3 separate regions of the Homo sapiens genome follow, and regions 2 and 3 are each linked to region 1. Evidence: read pairs that join two places in POLR2A ChIA-PET (ENCODE). Cell type or tissue: PC-3. All regions are shown on one strand. Each heading gives the region's core, and the rest is flanking DNA. Links, peaks and the distances in the headings are about the cores only.

What was found. ChIA-PET counts read pairs that join two places held together with the same protein. Peaks named below come from ENCODE experiments on the same cell type or tissue, not always from the same donor. Only the 100,000 strongest peaks of a DNase experiment are listed, where the experiment ranks them.
Region 2: POLR2A ChIA-PET joins it to region 1 with 6 read pairs; 2 of 35 experiments call an interaction of 5 or more read pairs at or near these places.
Region 3: POLR2A ChIA-PET joins it to region 1 with 8 read pairs; 1 of 35 experiments calls an interaction of 5 or more read pairs at or near these places.

The regions. Positions count from the first base shown.
Region 1 is chr10:74,359,864-74,368,285 of GRCh38, forward strand. All of the region lies in intron 4 of ADK (adenosine kinase), which reads left to right. Among named protein-coding and RNA genes, the nearest start is that of ADK-AS1, 170 kb to the right of the region's middle. In PC-3, for the core only: no CTCF peak of the experiment used is centred there; a DNase peak (open chromatin) is centred at 4,568.
Region 2 is chr10:74,639,907-74,648,328 of GRCh38, forward strand. The region is part of intron 9 of ADK (adenosine kinase); the gene reads left to right. It also overlaps the pseudogene NDUFA8P1. Among named protein-coding and RNA genes, the nearest start is that of ADK-AS1, 110 kb to the left of the region's middle. In PC-3, for the core only: no CTCF peak of the experiment used is centred there; DNase peaks (open chromatin) are centred at 3,195 and 3,855; H3K4me3 peaks cover 483 bases; H3K27ac peaks cover 1,742 bases.
Region 3 is chr10:74,185,695-74,194,116 of GRCh38, forward strand. The region is part of intron 1 of ADK (adenosine kinase); the gene reads left to right. Among named protein-coding and RNA genes, the nearest start is that of ADK, 39 kb to the left of the region's middle. RefSeq lists an enhancer at 4,516-4,575. In PC-3, for the core only: no CTCF peak of the experiment used is centred there; a DNase peak (open chromatin) is centred at 4,517; H3K4me3 peaks cover 2,098 bases; H3K27ac peaks cover 3,429 bases.

The DNA of each region.
Region 1 (8,422 bases), core at 2,098-7,097:
TTAAATTTATTTCCTGGTTATTTTATTTTTTTGTAGCTATTGTAAATGGTTTGCTTTCTTGATTTCTTTTTCAGGTTGGTTGCTCTTAGTGTATAGAAATTCTACTGACTTTTGTATGTCGATTTTGTATCTGACAACTTAATAAATTCACTTACCAGTTCTAATATAATATGGTCTAATTAATATATTAGACTAGAAGTATAAGATCTCTCCTGGAGAATGTTCCATGTACCGATGAGAAGAATGTGTATTCTGTGGCAGTTGGATGAAATGTTCTGTAAAGGTCTGTTAGGTTTATTTGGTCTAGAGTATAGTTTAGCTTCACTGTTTGAAGTTAAACACTGATGTTCTTACATTTCTTATAAGAACATTTTATGTTTCTTATGTATAAGAACACTGATGTTTTTATATTTCTAGTCTAATAATGTATTATTAAACTAAAAATATAAGATTTGTCCTGGAGAATGTTCCATGTCCTGATGAAAAGAATGTGTATTCTGTAGCAGTTGGATGAAATGTTCTGTAAATGTCTTAGGTTTATTTGGTCTAGAGTATAGTTTTTTACTTCAGTGTTTGTTGATTTTCTGTTGGGATGATCTGTCCATTGCCGAAAGTAGGAAATTGAAATCCCCTACTATTATTGTATTTATCTCTTGCTCTTGCTCTTATGTATTCACACTTGCTCTCTCTCATGCTCTCTCTCTCTCTCTTTCCCTTTGTATCTAATAATATTTGCTTTATATATTTGGGTACACCAATGTTGGGTGCATATATATTTACTATTGTTATATCCTTTTGCTGAATTGACCCCTTTATCATTATATTATGATCTCCTTTGTCCCTTTTTACAGTTTTTGACTTAAAGTCTATTTTGCCTAATGTAATTATAGGTATTCCTGCCCTTTTCTGGTTTTTATTTGAATAGAATATCTTTCTGCATCCCTTCACTTTCAGCATCTATGTGTCTTTATAGGTGAAATGAGTTTCTTGTAGGCAGCATGTATCTGGGTCTTGTTTTTAAAATCCATTCACCCACCCTGTGTCTTTATTTGGGTTTTATTTGAGATGGAGCCTCACTCTGTCCCCCATGCTGGAGTGCAGTGGTGTGATCTCGGCTCACTGCAACCTCCAACTCCCTGGTTCAAGCGATTCTTCTGCCTCAGCCTCCCAAGTAGCTGGGACTACAGGCGTGCACCACCATGCCTGGCTAATTTTTGTATTTTTAGTAGAGACGGTTTCACTATGTTGGCCAGGCTGGTCTCAAACTCCGGACCTCATGATCCACCCGCCTCGGCCTCCCAAAGTGTTGGGATTACAGGCGTGAGCCACTGCGCCCGGCCTATCCTGTGTCTTAATTGGAGCATTTAGTTCATTTATATTCAGTATTATTGATAGATAAGGTTTTACTACTCTTATTTTGTTACTTGTTTTCTAGTTGTTTTTAACTTTTCTTCTGCTTCTTTTCTTACTGTCTTTCTTTGTGGTTAGGTGATTTTCTCTTAAGAGTACATTTTAATTTATTGCTTTTTATCCATTTTTGCTCTGTGGTTACCAAGAGGCTTATAAATAAACATCCTGTAGTTATAGCAAGTATTTAAAACTGATAATCAACTTAACTTTGATTGGAAAAAAAACACACAAAAGTGAACATTAACTTCCTTCTCCCCCTTCATTTTGAATTTCTGATGTCACAGTTCACATTTTTATATTGCCTATCTTGTAACAAATTGTTGTAGTTATTATTTTTAATAGTTTTGTCTTTTAGTCGTCTTACTACAGATATTAGTGTTTTAAACACTGCAAATACAATATTAATATAACACTCATTTTAGTGTTTCTTCCAGTTTGAAGAAGTTTTTAAAGCATTTCTTATTGGACAAGTCTGATTATGGTAAATTCCCTCAGCTTTTGTTTGTCTAAGAAAGTCTTTATTTCTCCTTCAGTTTTGAAGGATAATTGTGCTGAGCACAGTAATCTTGGTTGACAGTTTCTTCTCCACCAGCATTCCAAATATATTCTTCCACATTTTCCTGGCTTATAAGGTTTCTGCTGATAAGTCTGCTACCAGGCATATTGGATCTTCCTTGCATGTTATTTACTTCTTTCCTTTCAGTGATTTCAGAAGTTTTTCTTTGTGCCTTTGACCTTTGTGAGTTTGATTATAATGTGTCCTAGAGTAGTCTTCTTTGTGTTTAATCTAATTAGTGATCTTTGACCTTAGTCTACCTGAATATTTATATCTTTTTTCAGGTATGGAAAGTTTTCTGTTATCATTTCCTTGTATAAGTTTTCTACCCCTTTGTCTTTCTCAGTCCTTCTTTGACTTCAGTAACCTGAATATTTGCCCTTTTGATGTTGTCCCATAGATTTTGTAAGCTTGCTTGCTTCCTTTTCTTTTTTTTTCTCTTCTCACCATATTTTTAATCATTTTTCTTTGAACTCACTGATTCTTTTATTTGGTTAATTCTGCTTCTGTTGCTCTCTATTGAGATTTTCGCTTCATTAATTTTTTTTTTTTAGTTGCAGGATTTCTGGTTTTTTAAAAAAGTTATTTGAGTCTCTTATATTTCTTTCATAATTTTCTGAATTGATTCTTCATGTTTTCTTTAAGTTCTTTGAGCTGTCTTCAAACAGGTATTTTGAATTTTTGGAGAGATCACATATCTCGGTCACTTTCAGGTTAGTCTGTGGTACCTTATTTTGTTCTTTTGGTGTGATGTATTTCCCTAAATGTTCTCAATGCTTTAGAAGTGTGATGATGTCTGAGCATTGAGGGATTTGTAATTTATTTTAGTCTTCCCAGCCTGGCTTTGTTTGTGCCTGTCCTTCTTCAAGAGGCCTTCCAGGGATTCTAAAGCTGACTTACTATTGCATTCTCTGAGCCTCTGACCAATTACAGCCATCTCAGCACTAGAGTATGCTTTAAGCCCAGGTTTTCTGAGTCCTGCAAGGGCACCAAGGTTGACACAGCTTTCTGGCCCAGATGGACCTCGGGAAGACCCAAGGGAGGTAGTTGGGCTGCCTGGGAATGCTGTCCAGACACCTGAAGCCAGAAGACTCTCCTAGTGGTCCTGATAGGTATGCCTCCCAACAAATCTCTGCACAGATGGGATAGGTCCCTGACTACAAAGAGAGTGGCTGGAGTTGAGACTGTGCGTCTTTGGAATCTACTGTGGAAAGGAGGCTGATTGGCTCACCTCATTGGCTCAGATTAGCATGCATCACCCAACAGGTCCCAGTATCTGGGCAGTTTCTTGACTGCAGCAAGAGGGCTTGGAGCCAAGACTGGGCCCCTTCAGTATCTACTATGGATATGCCTGTCACATGGATCCAGTTGGGCGTGTGTCTCCCAGCAAGTCCCTCCATAGATGGAATGATTCCCTGACTACAGCAGGAGAGGCTGGAGGTGTGACTGTGCCCCCTTGGGATTTGCTGTGGGACAGAGGATTGAGAGCCTGGTCTTGGCTCAGAGGGGTGTGCATCGCCCTGAATGTTCCTGCACATACAGGATATTTCCCCAACTGCAGTGAGACGAGCCAAAGCTGAAACTGCACCACCCTGGGATCTGCTGTTGGATGGAGGTTGATGTGCTTGTCATGTTGGCTCAGATGGGCGTATGTCTCCCAGCAGGTCTCTGCATAGACAGGAGGGTTCCCTAACAGCAGGAGGAGGGTCTGGATCTGAGACTGGACCCTCTCAGGATCTGCTGTGGGATGGTGGCTGGAGAACCTGGTCTGAGCATGCATCTCACCAGTAGACCCTGTAGACAAGATAGTTTCCTGGTTGCAGCAGGAAAGGCTGGAGCTGAGACTGGGCTCCCTCAGGATCTCCTGTGTTGCAGAATCTGGAGAGCCTGTCTTGTTTGCCCGGACAGATACCCCTCTTCCAGCAGATCTCTGCACAGAATTATTTTCAGACCACAGCAAGAAGGGTCAGAGCTGAGAATGGACCACCTGAGGATCTGCTGTGGGATGGAGGTTGGCGTGCCTGTCTCATTAGCTCAAATGGGCACCCATCTCCCAGCAGGTTCCTGTTTCTGCACAGATAGGATGCATCCCCTACTGCAGCAGGAGGAGCTGAGGCTGAGTCTGGGGCCTCCCTTGGGATCTGTGGCATGGAGTCTGGAGCCCCTTGTCTCATTGACTCAGAGACACACCCACAGGAGATAACTTTTCAACTTCTAGTAAGCAATCATTTGAATCATTAAGTATTTTTGGTGTATTATACATAACCACACTTAATTACAATTCATACCTGTACCTTCTTATTGCTACCCATATTTGAGGAATAGGTCTTTCCCTTCTTTCCTTCTATATTTAAAACCTTTTATCTATATTTTCTTCTCATGCCTTGAGTCTAATCTCAAACCTTGTTCTCTTCTTGATCTTTGCTAACTTTGTTGTAAATGTGCTCCTATCCCACTATTGAAACAAACAGGCAAACTCTCCAACATTCGCCTTATCTATCCTCATTTCAGCTGAATTTCTTGACAGTGTAGTTCACACTTCTTTATCTCTGATGCATTCAGCTGCTCTCACCACGTTTTTAAAATCCAGTGGGCACGAGTCACCCATGACCTTTTAGTTGCCAAATCCAGTGAACACTTTTCAGTTCTTGTCTGACTTATCTCTGGCATTTATCAGTGTTGACCTTACCATAACTCTGAAACTTTTCCTGTCTTGCTTAGCTTATGTGATACCTTTTCCCTCAGGTTTTTCTTCTTTTCTGGCTCCTCTTCTTCCTTTTCCACAGCTGGCAATTCCTACTCTTACAGCTCTTCTAATGTTTTCCTTTCCTTTCCTTTATCTTTAGGCAAAGGCTATGGTGTGTGTGTGTGTGTGTGTGTGTGTGTGTGTGTGTGTGTGTGTGTGTGTGTGTTCTAGCAACCTCTTTCAAATGAATTCCAATGGATTCTAACACTAAGCTGGAGTGTCAGGTACTACTTGTGATTTCTTCTCTTTTATCTTCCTGGGAGTTTTACAGAATCTACAGTAGTGATCACTACTTCCCACAGTCTTTTCCTGACACTTTCTTTCTCCCTTTCTCCAGTTTATTCACTTCTCTTTTAGATTACAGGACAATTTTCCTCTGTTCTCCGTACATCCAGCCTGGCTGTCCTCCAGTCTGTGTTCCATAGAGCTACTGAAAACCCTACTAAGAAACAAATTTTGTAATACCATTTCCTTACAATGCTTCAGTAATTAATGTTAACATTTAGGTTAAAAACAGCCTTATCATTAAGAAAACTTTTAAACTGATTTAAAATTTATATAATGTGAAATCATTTTAAAGTATACAATTCAGTGGCATTTACTGCATTCACAATGCTGCACAACCACAACCATAATTTCTAAATAATTCTAAGTTTTCATCACCCCAAAGGGAAACTCCATACCCATCAAGCAGTCATTTGTCATTCTCCCCTCCAGCTAGCCCCGTTCATCCATTAATCAGCTTTCTGTGTCCGTGGGTTTACCTATTCTGGAGGTTTCATATACATGAAATCATCACTATATGTGACCTTTTCTGTCTGGTCTTTTACTTAGAATAATGTCGTGGAGGTGCATCCCATTTTGTTGCATATATTAGCACTTCATTTTTTTGATTGAATAATGTTCCATTGTATAGCTATACCACATTTGTTATTCATTCATCAATTGATGGACATTCGAGTTGTTTCTGCCTTTTGAATGCCTGATTTTGATTCATTTTTGTAGAGTCCTTAGGTTTTCCTAAGTATAAGATCATTTCGTCTGGGAACAAGGCTAATTTAATTTCCTCTTTTTCAATTTGGATGCCCTTTATTTCTTTGTCTTACCTAAATGCTTTGGCTGATTCATTTTGGGCAAATACCTGGGAAGAGTGTTTAATTGCTGGGTCATATGGTAATTCTATATTTAACTTTTTAAGGAAATGCCAAACTGTCTACTACAACATCTACAATAAGATAAATTTTCACCAGCAACTTATGAGGGTTCCAGTTTGTGTACATCCTCACTAACTCTTGTTATTTTATTTTCCAGTTTTAAATACTATTAATATCTAACTCAGTGGGTATAAAGTTATATCTCATTGTATTTATGATTTGCCTTTTCCTAATGACTAATGATATTGTAAATGTTTTCATGTGCCTGTTGCCCATGCATACATCTTTTTGGGAGAAATGTATATTCAACTTACTTTCCCGTTTTTTATTTGAGTTTTATTTTTAACCAAGAAATACCTTTTAAGTGATCAGACCTGGAACCTTGCCAGGTTTAATGATTATCAAAGCAGAGCCATATTTTGACTTTTGATGTTATCTATTATTATAGTCTTGTTATTCATAATTACTTGAATATTATCAGCATCTCTAGATCCTTTGTAGTTAAAACATAGTAAAGTATTTTAAGTCTTTATACTAAAATAGTACGTCTTGAAAGTTTTAATATAGAACACTCTGCTTAGCATTTCTTTATAACCTAAAATGCAATTAATAAAAGGGTGTCATTTCCTCTGCCAATTAAGTAGCCTTCATTGGTTGATATTGAACAAATTGCTGATACTTATTTCTGTGATGTTTACTTTTTAAAAAAAATATTTTTTGCTTTCTTTTTAACACTTCCAAACAATTGCTAGGTTAATTTGTCAGTTGCAAATCTGAAATAAAATTGTTTTTAGCAGTCTTTCAAATAAAATTTTCGTTGAGACTAAAGAGATCCTGGATTACAATCAACATTTGTAGATATGTCATACATAGAGAACCAAAAAAAAATTATAAATCTGATATAAATATCAGTGTGCCATACAGGCATGGTGGCTCATGCCTGTAATCTCAGCATTTTGGGAGGCTGAGGCAGGTGGATCACTTGAGTCTAGGAGTTCGAGATTAGCCTGGGCAACATGGTGAAACCCCATCTCTATAAAAAATACAAAAATTAGCCAAGCATGGTGGTACACACCTGTAGTCCCAGCTGTTTGGGAGGCTGAGGTGGGCGGATTGTTTGAGCTTGGTAGGCAGAGGTTACAGTGAGCCAAGATTGTGCCTCTGCACTCCAGCCTAGGTAACAGAGCGAGACCCTGTCTCAGAAAGCAAAACAAAAACGCCCAAATATCAATGTGCTATGAAACCACACATTGTATGTGTTCATTCCCACAAATTGGAGCATTTTAAGAAGCGCTCTAAATTAGTTTATGTCTTGCTTTTCTTCTTATGTTCTGTAGATTCTTTAGTACTCCATAAGAAAAATTTGCTATAGAAAGCATAAAAACTGCAAATGCATTATATCCTCCATGAAACCAGCTTTAATTTAGTTGCTAAACCCTGATCATTGTTGCACTATACACTCAGAAAATGTATAGCAGTGACTATTTTGTAAATATGAAGAGTTCATATTCAGCACATTCAGCAATGGTTTATATCTAAAATGATTTTTGAAGAATGCTTTAAAAAACTTCTTTGCCTAGAGTCTTTAAAGCTGGCACTTTAAAACTATGTTTCATGGATTGTCAGTTGGAATGGACTTCAGGAGGTCCATAAGTCCATGAAATTACAGTTTTTTAACATGAATTTTTCTGAGGATACATGATTTTTATCATACTCTCAAAAGAATCTAAAACTCAAAAATGGTTAAGAGACACTTAAATAAAATGTTGATAAAGGCCATGGTCATTGATTCTCATTCTTCAGAAGCTTTGCATGTGTGAGTTTACCTACTCACTAAAATGTACTTGTAAATCCAAAACCAGTACTCGGTGCTTTTGCAGTCATTTGTAAACATATTTGGAGAAGCAAAAATTTTGAGTTACCTTATGTGTTCATTCCTCTCTGAGGTCAAAGAAGGTGATGGTTTGCCTTGTTTCAGCTGTCATACTGTAAACAAGTGTCCTTTTCAATGCGTATTTAGTGCCATATTAATCACATTTTTTGTTGTTGATTTTTCTGTTTAAAATGGTTCCCAAGCATAGTGCAGATATGCTGTCTAGTGTTTCTAAGCATAAGAAGGCTGTGATACACCTGAGAGAATAAAAATCTGTAATAGACAAACTTGGTTCAGGCATGAGTTACACTGCTGTTGACTGTGAGTTTATTGTTAATAAATCAAATATGAAGTATCAATATCTGTATAAATAGTTAAATATAATTATATATAGATGTAAATATAAATTGTTAAAATACGGAATCTTTAAACAGAAACATACATTTTAGAAATTATGTATTGGCATTGGTTGACCAAGATGATGTTTGGAGAGGTTTTCAGGAAACTAACCCTGTCTTTTTCCCAGGAACAATAATTCTGCAGGAGGCAGAACCTGTTGTCTAGGTTGGAGTACAGTGGCATGAACATGGCTCACTGCAGTTTTGACCTCCTGTGCTTCTTCTGCCCCAGCTTCCCAAGTAGTTCAGGCTACAGGCACATGTCACCATGCCTGGTAATTTTTG
Region 2 (8,422 bases), core at 1,291-6,290, 280 kb after region 1:
GTGCTGGGGGTAAGATGATTTAGATACTCTGTATTTTCCATGTCTTATTTTCATACTTTAAAAAACATATCAGTTGTTTCTAAAAGAACATATTCCTTTTAGTTACAAACATATACATTCAGCAACCCTAAAGTAGCATAGACTACTACTGGCTGAAGCTCTGGGGTTTTATTAGTACAGTGATGACTTAATTAACAAATCCTCTTTGAACAAAGCCTCTTCACTCAAGACTGGCCTTGGTGCAGTAGGCATGAGAGAAGGACCAGTTTTCTCTGAGCTAGATCGGTAGCAGCAGGGACTAATGAGGCAGGGCCTTGAAAGTGGCTCTCTCTCAGATCTAACTCCTCAGGGACTGGCTAAAGCTGAAGCTGAGGGTACTGGTGCACTCCTGGGACCTACACAGCCTGGTTACCCAGGTGTTGAAAAAACAGTTTCTGTGCCAACACCATATGTGGCTTTTAAGAGACTCGGCAGGACTCTTGCTTTAGGCAGAGCATTCCTTGTGTGGAATGAGTAAGCTGGAAAATAACAAAGAGGGAATCCCATGTGCTAGGAAGCTTCCTCTTGTCTTCTGTGTGCTCCGTGTACTGCTTTTTCAATTCTCTGGGCCTTATTTTGTTCAACTATAAAGTAAAAGGAGTAGCTAAAAAATCTCTAATATATCTTTCAGTTCTAATAGACTACATGTTTAAATCAGGAATCGGCAAACTTTTTATAAAGGGTCAAATAGTAATTATTTTCTGCTTTGCAGGGCATACTACCTCCATTGCAAGTGCTCAACTCTCCCTCTGTAGCGTGAAAACAGCTGTATATAAACAAATGGGTGTGGCTGTATTCCAATAAAACTCTATTTATAAAAATAGGCAGCTAGCCAGATTTGGCCCACAGGCCATATTTTAACAAGCCCAGGTCTAGATGTTAATGTAATGGGAATGTCATATTAAGAGAATTATTTGATGAATAGGATATAATTCTTATTTCATAGAGACCATTCTCTCAGACTTTTTATTTTTAAAGCGTAGGCAAATATAAAATATTATTTCACTGTCAGGATGTAATACCATGGGAAAAAGATTAAAAATACTCTGGCACCAAACTGTTGTAGTAAATTATCTGAAATAGAGCCTTTGACTTCCCAATTAAGGAAGAAAATGGTGTCTGCAACACCTGTGACTGGGTTATTTTAAGTCTTCAAAAGTTAGGGGCCTAGTAGAAGAGAGTCTCAAGGGCTTGTTCATTTTCTTTCTCATCAAATGGGCCAAATCATGCTTTTCATAGTAGAAGGTAGGCTGTGGACCCTTTACTATTTTATTTTTAAATATTTCTCTTGGCTAGGCATAATGGCCCATGCCTAAAATCCCAGGCTGAGGCAGAAGGATCCCTTGAGCCCAGGAGTTTGAGACCACCCTGGGCAACATAGCAAGACCCCGTCTCTACTAAAAAAAATAACTTTTTAAAAATTAAAAATAAATAAATAATTTTTTGGTGGTCCAGAAAGGGGCAGCTGCCATGCTTTGCAGGTTTCAGATCCCCATCTATCTTGGGTTGGGTTTCTATCTTGGTCTTAAGTTATCAGTATTCTAATATGGAGATAAGTCTGCCTTCACTTTGGAGACCTTTGTTAGTTCTTCCATGTCAGGCTTCAGCTAGTATAGTTTGTCTAATGCATTTATATAAAACTTGTTTCCAACAATGAAAAAGCAATTACAGGTTGGGATATGTAATTCAGGCCCATTACTACATAAAAGGATCAGCACAGTGGTACTTTATCTGACTAGGGAAGTCTAAAATATTCTTGTTGGCCAGCTTGCTTTCACATAAGCACTGTTCGGGATCTTTTCTAAGTTGCAGAACATGAATTCCTTATTGGCCTATCCCACTAGCCACAGCTGTGAGCACAACAGAACTGACACATACCTGGTAATTATACCTTATCTAAAGTGAACAGGGCCACCTTCCCAGCATAGTGACAGCTATAGCCCTTAATCTAATGCAGTGGTTCTCAAAGTATAGACTCACTGGGGGTGCCCTTTCTGAGGCTCTTTCAAGGAATCTCTTCTATGAAATCAAAACTACTTCACAGTAATTCAAATATATTATTTGCCTTTTTGACTCTCAATGACAGTAGAGTTTTCCAGAGACTACATAATGTATGATATCACAACAGATTGAATACTGAAGCAAATGTTAAGAATCCAGCTGACTTCTGTTAACCAGATATTAAAGAGATTAGCAAAAACTTAAATGTCATACTCTCTACTAATATTTTTGTTTGGAATATATAGTTATTCTTATGAAAATATGTTAAAATGTAGGTTTATTCAGAAATTTTCTGAGATCATTTTATTTTCTAATACAGTAAATATTAATAAATATGACTCACACAAAATCTATTTGGAGTCCTCAATTTTTTTTTCTTTTTTTTCCTGGCTTACATTTTTTGATGCACTCAATTTTTTTTTTTTTTTTTTTAATTTAAAAAGAGACAGGGTCTCACTATGTTGCCCAGGCTGGTTTCAAACTTCTGGGCTCAAGCAATCCTCCTGCCTTGGCTTCCCAAAGTACTGGTATTACAGGTATGAGCCAGTGCACCTGACCTCAATAATTTTTTAAGAGAAAAAGTTTGAGAACCCCTCCTCTAATGTAATACCCTTAGTTGCAATACTCTGATCTCATGGTTACTGATATCATCTTTACCATATTCCCTCTTATAAAATATTTACTAAAATTATCCCCAGAGATAACCCTTGTTAACAATTTAGTGATTACTTCTAGACATCTTTCTACTGAGTGCTTGCATTCACACATAATATATATACTTTTACATTTATTGGATCATACTGTGGTCTTTCAAAACTTATTCTCCTGAGTTTAATTTTTCTACCTGATCACTCTCTGAATTCTTATAAAATCTTAAGTTCTTTTTTTTTTTTTTTTTTTTTTTTAAGACAGGGTCTCACTCAGTCACTATCACCCAGGCTGGAGTGCAGTAGCATGATCATAGCTCACTGTAGCCTCAAACTCCTGGGTTCAAAGGATCCTCTTACCTCAGCCTCCTAAGTAGCTAGGACTACAGGTGTGTGCCACCATATCTGGCTAACTTTTTTTATTTTTAGTGGAGACAGGCATCTCACTATGTTGCTCAGGCTGGTCTCAAATTCCTGGCCTCAAGCAATCCACCCACCTCAGCCTCCTAAAGTGCTGGGATTACAGGCATGACTCACCATGCTTAGCCTAAATCCTAAGGTCTTAAAATTGAAAGGGACAGAGGGGTCATCTTATCTCATTCCCAACTCAAGTCAGAAACCCTCTCTAAAACATTCACAACCTGAGAGGTCCATTTAATTTGGTTTTATAAACCCTAAATTGTTAGAAACTTTTTCCTTCTCTTGGACATAAATTTGCCTTCTTGATCACTTTTACCCATAGGTTCTAGTTCTACTTTGGGAAACTATATAGAATGCATCTTATCTGTCTTCACTGGGCTTCATTGTGGGTATTTTCTTCTGTTCTATCTTCCAGTTCACTAATTCTTTTTTAAGTTGTGTCTAAGCTTCTATTAAAACTATCCACTAAATTTTTACTTTCAATTTCCATTTAAACCTGTTGTATTCTAGTCCTCTGTTAAAATTCTCGATTTTATCTTTAACTCTTGCTATTTCAAAGTTTCTGTTTGTTAAGTTCAATATCTGGAACTGCTTTATTAAGCTGTAATTTCTGCTGGTTTTAATTTCCTGCTTGCCTCTTTGTATTACTGTTTATTTTTTATTGTGGGTGATATGTTGTATTTGCAAAATTGCTTATAGAAATAATTTGAAGTATAGGATGATTCATGTTTGCTTTTGGCAGGCATGGGGACATTGGCACACTATATTTATCTTCATCTAAGTTTAAAGATTTAGATGATTAGAGGCTAAGCTACAATCCCTTGTCTAGGTCTTTCTACTGCCTGTTCACACACCCTTAATCCTTTTGATTCCCACCCTGAGATAAGGAGATTTTAACTAGGCCCATTACTCTTGACAGACTGGGTTCCAGACTTTGTCCTCCTAGCATCAAACACCAGACTCACTTCTCTGGGTTTCTATCATCCTCTGTATTATAGCCTGGTAATTCTTCATTCTTTTGTTAGGACTTCAATGCCTTCAAACAGATTTTTTAAAAATATGTCCAGATGTTCTAATTCTTGATAAGACAGTTGGTCTGAATTACCTAGGCTGCCATTAGTACCTGCAACCTACTTTAATCCGTATTAATATTTTTCTGTCCTTCTGGATTGCTTGGGAAACTGTTAAAGAGCAGGAATAACCCTGACCAGGCATCTGTACCACATTCAACCAGATGCTCTGTAAGAGCTCCTCTTGAAGGTTTAATCTGATATTAATCAGATAGGAAGTACAGTTCTTATGAACAGATTCAGTCTTCCCACAGGGATGAGTTCAGTTAAGAGGGGCAATGGATACGGTGTACAGTGGCCCCATTTTCCTTTATGTTTATATTCTAGTCTTGTAATAAAACTAATGCTCAGAATGAAAGGTCTCAATTTAGGATTTAAACCAAGTATAAACAAAAAGTTAAAACAAGCTATTGTTCAAACTTTGACTTAAGTGAAAGAATTGGTTTTTTTATTTGTTTGTTTATTTTTGAGGCAGGGTCTTGCTCTGCCACCCAGGCTGGAGTTCAGGGATGCAATCATAGATCACTGTAACCTCGAACTCCTGGGCTGGAGCAGTGCTCCCGCCTCAGGCTCCTGAGTAGCTAGGAGAACAAGTGACACCACACCCAGCTAATTTTTTAATTTTTTTGTAGAGATGGGGCTTTGTATGTTGCCCAAGCTGGTCTTACCTTCTGGCCTCAAGTGATCCTCTTGCCTTGGCCTCCCAAAAGTGCTGGAATTGCAGACATGAGCCACCATACCCGGCCTGGTTTTATTTTAAAAAACACTTTTGCTGCCCTTCTGTAAAATGTTAATTATATGTATGCACATTTTCTTTTATCTGGTGCTTCTCTAAATTCCTTTAGCCCACGTCTTATCCAACTAGTCATGTGGGAATTTCCTCTTTGGGGAATTAAATATTTAATATTAACTTCTAGGTAGTACAGAGCAGCCCACTGTGTTTCACTTTTGTATTATTCCTTTGTTAGCACTAAGTTTTCTGTATCAGCTTGTCTAGAATTTTTGTTTCAAAATTGTATTCTTCTAATTTATTTGCAGTTTTTCTCTTCTAATTGTTTAATTGTCCATCCCCTACCCCCTGCCCCAAGGCAAATGTACTGTCTTTTATCCATATGTGCCCATAAATTCTAAACTCAAAGATTTCTGGTTCTCCCTTATATTTATGGTATTTTTCTACTTCTCTGTTCAGTATATTTTTGCAAGTGTTTCAGTTTTCTTCAGTGTTTGAGGTTCTCTAGTGTGTCATTTCATTTTCATGCATCAGAGTAATTCCTACCATTCTTATATGGAGTCTCTTACCTGATGATTTTTTAATTAGTAAAGTGCAATATTGAACAACATTGAAGATTTTATTTCTTAATCTAAAACATAATATTTATTTAATAATGAAATGGAAATATAGGTTTTGTGAAAGGGAGAAAGGTGTTTCTCTAAATATTATACCTGTGTCAAAAAGCTGCAAGTGCTACTACCACTGTTTTGTGACCCCTGAATGATTTCTGCTTTCTTTATATTAATACTTACTCTAATAGTAATTGAACTCCCAAAAAGATCACAAAGTCCCCAATTGCTAGCTTTATAAATACATTGATGTGTACCTTGTTTGATGAGATAAAAGCTTCAGTAAGTGATATCCCCACCTGTGTGGTTAATTTCAAAATATTGTTTGTCTAATACATTGTTGTCAGTGACAACTGAACAAGAACTTTTAGAAGCAGTTGGCTGTCCATTAATGGCAGATTTCAAGGCTATGCAAATTGTGCCAGTTCAGCCCTGCATTTTTTCGATATTATCATATCAATTGAGTCAGTTCAGAGTAGACAAAGCAAGGTTATGGGAACCACCTAGAGCATCATGCACCATTTAACATCAATGCAGCATACATGAACATCTGCAACTTCGATCTTATTAACAGAGGATAGAATGGAAGGCAGTAAACAGCTTTCTTCATCACTTAATTGCAAAATAGTATTTCCTAATGTTTGCATTGTTTATCAACACGAACTTCATCAATAATTGTATAATTATGGTTGCCTAGATCACAGTGCCCTCATGCATCTTGTCACTTATTATAGAGTGGTCTGAGTTTAATTTGAATTTGAACACATGATACAAGGATAATAATACAAGTTCCTTGAAATGTGAGTTGCATAATACAAAAATTTTGTGTAGTAGGAGAATGGCAAGTTATGATTCTTCAGTCACTTTGGGGATTAACACAAGGAAAAACAGGACTGAAAGGCAGTGAAAGATGAGGGGAAGCCACTAGTTAGATTCAAACATAGACCCATTGGACATGAGAGTAGGTTATGTTCCTTAGAATTAATCATGAGTAATTCGATGTTTGCTTTAGGCCCAAATTGAGCTGAATTAAAACAGGATTATTATGCTTAGGTCTTCCCTTCAGTCTCTGTAGTTAAAGAGAGAAAATGGCAGAAAACTACAAATATAGTGAGGAAAAAGCTATGGTGGCCAAAGTTAAAAATACCACATGCTGAGGAAAGCCTTGACATAGCTGCTCAGCCTTCATTGCTGTTGCTTTTGAAGCCTGATAATGCCACACTACTCCTAATTAGCAAATGTTAGTATTACAGTAAGCAATCAAGTGCAGTCTTCAGGCTTTGTGGCAGCAGTTTCGCAGTGCAAAATATTGAAGAAAAAATGAAGGAAAACAATATAAGCTCAGCCACAGTTATTGGTGTGGTCAGTGGGAGTTGTCTCACAAGAGAGCAGGAAAAGGAAAATGTGAAAAACAGTGGGTGCATTTAAAGCATGTAAGACAAGAGCTGGCTAGTCTGAAAAGTTTGTCTATTTTAATCATGAAAATCTCACATTTTTACTTAAATCCATTTTATATTTAAGGAAAAATCTAAGGCTTGTTCATGAAATTACACTTGAAATATTTTAATTTGTGGTTAGAGTCTCCTCCCCATCTCAAATTAAAAGGTATTAAATTGTATATTGAGTGAGCTCCGTTTGTACTCAGCTCTTCCCAATTAATAAACATAGTCATTTCCTTAAAAAAAAAAAACTCTAGAGTTAGAATGTTTTCTCTCACTAATTAGTCTGTATTTATGCCTTTAATAATTATCTGTTCATTTTCTAGCAGCAAATGTTTGTTCTCAGATTAAATTGGAGAAGGAAGGAAAAAAAAGATAGCTACCCACAGTATAGTATCCACAGACGATATAGAGTTATGTCCCTCTTTGTGTGGTTCTTGAGTATAATAGACATAACAGAAGCTTTCTTAATATGATAGTTAATCTATTATTTTCTGTATTTGGGGGATGCTAAGAACTGGTTTACTAGAGGTAATAGTTTGATCTGTAGTTATTTATGTTAAAATACTTTTTTAAAAGGTAATTACAGCTTCTACTATAAACTTGAAAAAGTTGGTCTAACTCTGTGCCGAATGAGCGGGGAGATATTACTATATACATACATATAAGTGTATATGCCTCTTACCTGAATACCTCAGGGAGCACACTTTTCTGAACCAGGGTTTTGTAATAAATGTGTGTACTACTAATTCTGACACATGTATAGTTCTCCTTTAAATAACTTGTATGCAAACGTTATTCAGAAACGTCTTCTAGGAGCTATTTATCAAAACTGCTATAATAATAACTTTGTCCTAATGAGTTTCAGTCTCTGTTTAGGGAGTAATCGATAAACTACAAATTAATGTTCCATAATTCACATTATAATGCACATATAATTATTTTGAGATGAGGCAAACCCTATGCATTTAATTTACAGCTATAATTAAGTAAGCTCATTTGATACTAATTAAGTAAGTCTAAAAGGATCATAGGTTTGTGTATTTAATTATCAAGGTACAATCAGCAACTAATTCCTTGAAAAGCTTTCCTATCTTCAGTTCAACACTGATCTCAGCCCACACTACAATTTATCTTCTTGCATCTTCAATAGATTAAAATGCATTGTGAATTGTGGAGAATCTACTTGGTAAGTTAGCTTCTTTATTTAAAAAGTATATATATGTATATATATATACACATACATAGGCTTAAGAATACAGAAATTCTATAATCTGGCAAAACTGTCCTTAAGAAGTGAAGGAGAAATTAAGACATTTCCAGATAAAAGATAAAGAGGTTTATTGCCAATAGACCTGTCCTACAAGAAATGCTAAAAGGGAATGCTTCAGGATTAAATGAAAGAATGCTAGACAGTAACTGAAAGCCATATGAAGAAATAAAGAACTCCTGTAAAGGTATCTAT
Region 3 (8,422 bases), core at 2,265-7,264, 170 kb before region 1:
GCGTGGTAGCGGGCGCCTGTAGTCCCAGCTACTCGGGAGGCTGAGGCAGGAGAATGCCGTGAACCCGGGAGGCGGAGCTTGCAAGTGAGCCGAGATCGTGCCAGTGCAGTGCAGCCTGGGCGACAAAGCGAGACTCCGTCTCAAAAAGAAAAAAAAAAAAAAAAAAAAAAAGAAACAGATCCTCCCTCTGTTGCCCAGGCTGGAGTGCAGCTGCCCGATCTCGGCTCACTGCAACCTACCTCTCCTGGGGTCAAGGGATTCTTCTGCCTCAGCCCCCTGAGTAGCTGGGATTACAGGTGCGCCCCACCGTGCCAGGCTAATTTTTGTATATTTTTGTAGAGATGGAGTTTCACCATGTCGGCCAGGCTGCTCTGGAACTCCTGACCTCAAGTGATCTGCCTACCTCGGCCTCCCAAAGTGCTGGGATTACAGGCGTTAGCCACTGTGCCTGGCTCTCTCAGTATAATTTACCTAAAGTCAAATCAGCCTTCCCTTTCCTTCCCTTCCCTTCCCTTCCCTTCCTTTCCCTTCCCCTCCTTTCCCTTCCCCTTCCGCCTTTCCCCTTTCCCTTCTCCCTTCTCCCCTTTCCCTTCTCCTTTCCTTTCCACAGGGTCTTACTTTGTCGCCCGGGCTTGAGTGCAATGGGGCAAACACGTCTCACTGCAACCTTGACCTCCCCAGCCCAAGCCATCTACTTGCCTCAGTCCCCCAAGTAGCTGGGGCTACAGGTGTGCACCACCACGCCTGGCTATTTTTTTTGTATTTTTTGTAACAATGCCGGGGGAGTGGGGTGGGGGTGGGGTCTTGCTATGTTGCCCAGGGTGGTCTTGAACTCCTGAGCCCAAGTGATCCACCCACCTCGGCCTTCCAAAGTGCTGGGATTACAGGTGTGAGCCACTGTGCCTGATCCAGCCTCTTTTTAATTAATTCTGTCCCCCTTCTCACCCAGGCAACCACTTTTGGACTTCTTTTACTATAGATGTTAGTTCTGCCTGTTCTAGAACTTCACATAAATGGAATCATACAGCAAGGAGTATTTTGTGTCTGATTACTTTTGTTCAATATAATATTTTTTAGATTCACCCATTTTGGTGTGTGTATCAGTAGTTTTTCCCTTTTATTGTGAAGTAATATTCCATTATATGTATGTAGCAACAAGTCTTCTATTGATGGGCTTTGGGTTATTTCCAGTTTTTGGTTACTATGAGTAAAGTTGCTATGAACATTTTTGTATATATCTTTATGTGGACTTGGGTAAATATCTAGGAGTGAAATTGCTGTGTACTAGGGTAGATTTATGTTTAACTTTAGAAACCACTAAACTTTTCCAAAATGGAAAATTTAACACTTTTTACATTCCCACCAGTTTTTTTTTTATGAGAGTTCAGTTTTCCACATTCTTCACAATGTTTGGCATTTTAAAATTTAGGCATTCTCCTGAGTGTGTACTTGTATTTCATCATGGTTTTTGTTTATATTTCCTTGATGGCTAATATGTGATTATTGGCCATTTGCTTATCTTTTATTTTGAAGTGTCAATTCATTTCTGAAATATTATCACTGAATAATATTTCATTGTATAGATATGCCACAATTTATCCATTTATCACTTGATAGATATTTGGATTATTTTCACTTTTGGGCTATTATGAACAATGGTGCTATAAACATTTATGTACAAGTTTTTATTAAACTTTTATGTGCAACCCTATTTTATTGGGTTGTCTTTTTGTTGCTGATTTGTAGGAGTTCTCTTTATATCTGAATGCAGGTTATTTGCCAGGTTTCTCAGATTTTACACGCACATACACACACACACACACTCTTTCTCTCTCTCTCTCTAAATATTTTCTCCTGGTCTGAGCTATGTTGTTGCATTTTCTTAATGCCTTTTGAGAGCAGAACTTTTAAGTTTTGAGCAAGTTGAATTTGTTGATTTATTTTATTTTATGGTATTACCTTTTCTGTTCTAAGAAGTCTTTCCTTACTCTCTGCTAGGCTTGTGAAACTATTCTCTCATGGTTTTTTTCTAGAAGCTTTATGTTTTTGTCTTTTGTATTTAGGCCTATGATCTATCTTAAACTACTCTTTTGCTATCATGTAAGGGTTTCTCAAAAGGATTTTCAATTAATTGATTAGATAGCTGTGGGTCTTTTCTTGGATTTGTTCTATTCTGTTGATTTATTTGTATCTTCTTATGTCAATGCCACACTGTCTTAATTATTGTAGCTTTATAAGATTGGTATTGTTACTTTAAATTTTGATAGAATTAATCAGTGCAGCCGTGTGGGCCTGGAGTGTTTTTGTGGGAAAAAGCAGAAGGTTTTAAATTAGTGTAATTACTTTTACAGGTTTAATTACTTTAGCTGATATATAAGCATTCAGGTTCTTCACTTTTTCCTGTGGCAGTTTTAAGAAGTTGAATTTTTAAATGAATTTATTCTCAATTGTTGAGTTGTTATAAAGTTCATAAAATTTCCTAATATTCTGTTATTGCCTGTATGAACTGCTGTATGTCTCCATTTGCATTCTTGATGTTGGTACTTCTTTTGAATTTTTGGATCAGTTTTGCTAGGGGTTTAGCAATTAATCTTTTCAAAAACCCAGATTTTGTTTTGTTGAATTTCTATTTTGGACATGTATTTTTAATTTTTTTTTTTTTTTTTTTTTTTGAGACGGGGTCTTGCTTTGTCACCCAGGCTGGAGTGCAGTGGCGCGATCTTGGCTCACTGCAAGCTCCGCCTCCCGGGTTCACACCATTCTCCTGCCTCAGCCTCCCGAGTAGCAGGGACTACCGGCACCCGCCACCACACCCGGCTAATTTTTTTTGTGTGTTTTTAGCAGAGACGGGGTTTCACCGTGTTAGCCAGGATGGTCTCCATCTCCTGACCTCGTGACCTGCCTGCCTCGGCCTCTCAAAGTGCTGGTATTAGGGGCATGAGCCACTGCGCCCGGCCACCTTGCTCTCCTCTTGTGGATTTGATTTGCTCTCTTTTTTCTACCTTTTTTGAGTTAGAAGTTTAGATTATTGTTTTTAAACCTTTCTTGTTTTCTAATGTGCATTTCATTTCATTCATTCATTCATACATTCATTCAGAGACGGAGTCTTGCTCTGTTGCCCAGGCTGGAGTGCAGTGGTACGATCTTCGTTTACTGCAACCTTCGCCTCCCAGGTTCAAGCGATTCTTCTGCCTCAGGCTCCCGAGTAGCTGGGACTATAGGCGTGCACCACCACGCCAGGCTGATTTTTGTATTTTTAGTAGAGACGGGGTTTTACCATGTTGGCCAGGCTGGTCTCTAACTCCTGACCTCGTGATCCGCCCACCTTGGCCCCCCAAAGTGCCACCGCTCCCAGCCACATTTCTTTCATTATTATTATTTTTTCTTTGCTAACCCCTAGTAGTCATTCTAATGTACATTTCTTATATAATTAACATTTTCTTCTAAGTACTCCTTTAGCTGCAGCATACAATTTCGATGTGTTCAATTCAAATTTCTATTTCCATTGTGATTTTTCTGGTCCACAGGTCATTTAGAAGTTTATTGTTTCTTAATATTTGGGGATTTTTTAGCTATTTTCAATTTTACATGGTGTTCAGGGAATGCGTTGTTGACATATTGTGTACATATCTGTACCATATATCTGTAAATGATAAGTTGTTTATCATTTTAATCCTTTGATAGCTACTGAGATTAGTTTTAAGGCCTACCCTGTGGTGGTCTGTTTTGGTGAATGTTACCTGTGTCTCTAATTCCGCTCTGCAATATTTTGAGGTTTTCAGTGTAGATATTTTATGTATCTTTTATTAAATACGGTGTATACTGCAGTTATTGAATTTAGTGTTCTATAATTTATCAATTAGGTCAGATAGTTTTATGTGTTTGTTACTATATAACTGAGATATAATTCAGCTACTGTAAAATGCACCACTTAAAAATTGCACAGCTCAGTAGTTTTCAGTATATTCACAAGGTTGTACAGCCATCGGCACTATTTAATTCCAGAACGTTTTTGTCCCCCAAAATGAAAACCCATACCCGTTAGCAGTTACTCTTCATGTCTCCCTAACCTCTAACCCCTGGCAACCACTAATCTACCTTGTCCCTACAAATTTGCCTATTCTGAACATTTCCTAAGTGGAATCATATAATATTTGGCCTTTTGTAGCTGGCTTTTTTTTTTAACTAAGTATGTTTTCAAAGTTCATACATGTTGTAGCGTGTATCAGTATTTCATTCTTTCTTATGACTGAAATAATATTTCATTGTATAGATATGCCCCAATTTATCCATTTATCACTTGAGAGATATATGGGTTATTTTCACTTTTGGGCTGCTATGAATAATGGTGCTATAAACATTCATCTACAAGTTTTTGTGGTGTTCTATTTTTCTATTTCCCCTAAGGGTAGAATTGCTGGGGCATGTGGTAATTTTATGTTTACTTTTTGAGCAACTGCCAAACTATTTTCCAAAGCGGCTGAATCACTTTATAATTTGCAACAGCAATGTATGAAGATTCCAGTTTCTCCACATTCTTGTCAATACTTGTTACTGTTCTAGTCTTCGCTGAGAGGCTCTGTGTGCTTGTTGGAGCACACTTTCAGCACTCAACCAGGCTTTCAGTTCATCCATAGCCTTGACTTCCTGTTTTGCCGAGCTTCATGCTCAGTCAGTGGTGATTGCTTAGGGCCTTCTCAGGTCTTTCTTGAGTATGCCCATAGGCCTGGGCACACTGTTTTCATCTTCCAGGGTCTTAGGAATTTCAGAACTTTTCAAAACTCCCTATGGACATCTCATTCTCCTACTTTTCCTTTTGTGTTTTTTGGTTAGCTTGTTTGCCCCAGCTGCTTCAGGGAGCTGAAATGTTAAGCAATTGTAGCTGATTGTTTTTGACAAATAAATACCTTGGGGGAAAAGCCTGTTAGCAATGGGCAAGCTCTGAATCAGGTTAAATATTAGGAAGTCTTGGGAGTGGGGTTTTTCAGGGAATTGCTAGTCAGCTCAAATAATAACTGTACTCTGAAAATGGGACTTTGAAGGAACTCTAGCCCTGTTCTGTCACCTCCACTGGCTGCTAGGCTCCAGGATTCCACAGATTGTGGTTTGCTGCTTTTCAGGGCTAGCCTGGAGCTGGGAAGAGGGGCATGGGAATAAGGCATGTTAAAATGCCACAAAGCTTGCTATTCTTACTGAGATGCAGCCATCTTTTTTTGAATAAATGCTCCTTGGATTGTTGCAAACTTTTTGGTTAATATTCAGAGTTCTGAAAAAGGCTATTTTTGACTTTTTTTTTTTTTTTTTGAGATGCAGTCTTGCATTGTCGCCCAGGCTGAAGTGCAATGGTGTAATTTTGGCTCACTGCAACCTCTGCCTCCCAGGTTCAAACGATTCCCCTGCTTCAGCCTCTGGAGTATCTGGGATTATAGGCACCTGCCACCATGCCCAGCTAATTTTTGTATTTTTAGTAGCGACGGGGTTTCACCAGGTTGGCCAGGCTGGTCTCGAACTCCTGACCTTGTGATCTGCCCGCCTTGGCCTTCCAAAGTGCTGGGATTACAGGTGTGAGCCACTATGCCCGGCCCAAGTCTTGACATTTTTTTGCCAGTGTTCTTGTTGGTTTTATGGAAGAGAGGATTTTTGGAGGTCCTTACTCTGCCATTCCCAATGATGTCACCCAATTTGTTTTTTAAGCATTAAAAAAAATTATTTTAAAATATAAAGACAGGGTCTCACTATGTCAATTAAAAAGACAGGGTCTCGCCCAGGCTGGTCTCGAACTCTTGGGCTCAAGTGATTGTCCTGCCTTGGCCTCCCAAAGTGCTGAGACTACAGGTGTGAGCCACCACACCTGGCCTAAACATTTTTAATATATCTGTTTTTATATCCTGTTCCTCCCTTTTCTTTTGAAATACAACTCACAGAAATTGCAAAAATAGTACAGAAAGTTCCTGTGCACCATTCACTCAACTTCCCCCAATGATATATCTTTTATAACTATAGTGTGTTACCAAAACCAGGAAGCTGATTTCGGTGTTATACAATAGTATTAAATTAACTATAGACGTTATTAGAATTTCACGGGTTTTTGTATATACTGTTTTTAATTGAGGAGGTGGTGGTGTATAGTTCTATAAAGTTTTATCATGTCCAGATTCATGTAGCTATTACCACATTCAGGGTATTAAACTATTCTGTTACCACAAAGAAATTTCTTCATATTATTTCTTTATGGTTATGCTTTTCTCTGAACCCTAACCCCTGGCAACTACTGATCTGATTTCCATCACTGTAATTTTGTAACTTCGAGAGTGTTATATAAATGGAATCATATAGTAGGTAACCCGTAGATACGGCTTTTTTCTCACTTAGCACAATGCCTTTGAGATCCGTTTAAGTTGTTGTGTGTGTCATAGTTCATTCCTTTTTATTGTTTCTCTTTTATGGGTGTACCATAGTTTGTTTACCTATTTACTTGTTGAAGGACATTTATTATGTTTCCAGATTTTTACCATTTTTTTTTCTTTTTCTTTCTTTTATTTGTTTTTTTTGAGACAGAGTCTTGCTCTGTCACCCAGGCTGGAGTGCAGTGCCGCGATCTTGGCTCACCACAACCTCCGCCTCCCGGGTTCAAGTGATTTTTCTGCCTCAGCCTCCTGAGTAGCTGGGATTACAGGCGCACACTACCACACCCAGCTAATTTTTCTGTTTTTAGTAGAAGCAAGTTTTCACTATGTTGGTCAGGCTAGTCTCGAACTCCTGACCTTGTGATCCGCCCGCCTCGGCCTCCCAAAGTGCTGGGATTACAGGCGTGAGCCACTGCACCTGGCCCATTTTTTTTTTTTTTCAAACAGATATGGTTTTGCTCTCTCTGTCACTCAGGCCAGAGTGTATTGGCATGATCATTGCACACTACAGTCCTCCTGGGCTTAAAGAATTCTCCCACCTCAGCTTCCTGAGGAACTAGGAGTAGAGACATGCACAACTGCACCCAGCTAGTAATTTTAATTTTTGTAGAGATGAGGTCTTACTATGTTGCCCAGGCTGGTCTTGAGCTCTGGCCTCAAGTGATCCTCCTACCTCAGCCTCCCAAAGTGCTGGGATTACAGGTGTGAGCCACCATGGCTGGCCTAGTGTTTTACAAATAAATCTGTTAGGAACATTTGTGTACAGATTTCTCTGTGTACTTAAGTTTTTCTTCCTCTGGGATAAATGCTGTGTAGTGTGATTCTTTAATTTTTGGTGTGTCTGCCTGTTTTACTAATTACTGAAAGAAGGGTGCTAAACTAAGATTATGTATTTGCCTATTTCTTTTGTTTCTAAGTTTTTAAAAAAGTATTTTGAAGCCATTTTATTTGGTGTGTACATATTTTGTATTGTTACCTTTAGCATTTCTTTTCTTGATGATTTGACCTATTTTCATGAAATCCCTTTGTATCTGGTGATACTCTGTATTTTAAAGCTTACCTTGTCTGTGTCTTAATATAGCCACTGTATAGTGTCTATATAGTGTCTTAATATAGCCACTGTAATTTATGATTAGTGTTTTCTTTTTTTTTCTTTTTTTTATTATACTTTAAGTTTTAAGGTACATGTGCACAACATGCAGGTTTGTTACATATGTATACATGTGCCATGTTGGTGTGCTGCACCCATTAACTCGTCATTTAACATTAGGTATATCTCCTAATGCTATCCCTCCCTCCTCCCGCCTCCCCCCACCCCAGTGTGATTAGTGTTTTCATGGTGTGTCTTTTTGCTAACTTTTTATTTTCAAAACTTCTTTGTCTTTATAAAAGTGTATCTTGTGCTAGGCATGCTGGCTCATGCCTGTAATCCTAGAACCTAGGGAGGCTGAGGCAGAAGTATAGCTTGAGCCCAAGAGTTTGAGATGAGCCTGGGCAACAGAGGGAGACCCAGTCTCTATTAAAAAGAAAAAAATTAACTGGGTATGGTGGCTATAGTCCCAACTTATTGGGAGGCTGAGGTGGGAGAGCTTGGGAGGTTGAGCCTGCAGTGAGCTGTGATTGCACCACTGCCCTCCAGCCTGGGCAACAGAACAGGAGCCTGTCTCAAAAAAAGAAAGAAACAAAAGATCAGAACCTATAATCACAGAATCACTGAAAACCCATGGAATTATCATATGCTAGCCATTGGGAATACAAATGTAAATGAGATTTCAAAAAAATCTTTACCCTTTGTTGTCTAGGTGGTTAAGATCAGTTGATTGAGATAAAGTTCAAAGCAACCCCTAAAATCAACTAAAAAGTTCATCAAAGGACTTTTAGAACTGAGCAGGAGGGAATGAATAAATCTTTGGGAGGGAGGGATGCAGTGCCTTGATATACAGTACCAGGAGCCATTTTCTACATTGTTAACAGCACTCTTGAGTGATGTTGGTGGCAGCTTGTATATCTTATGT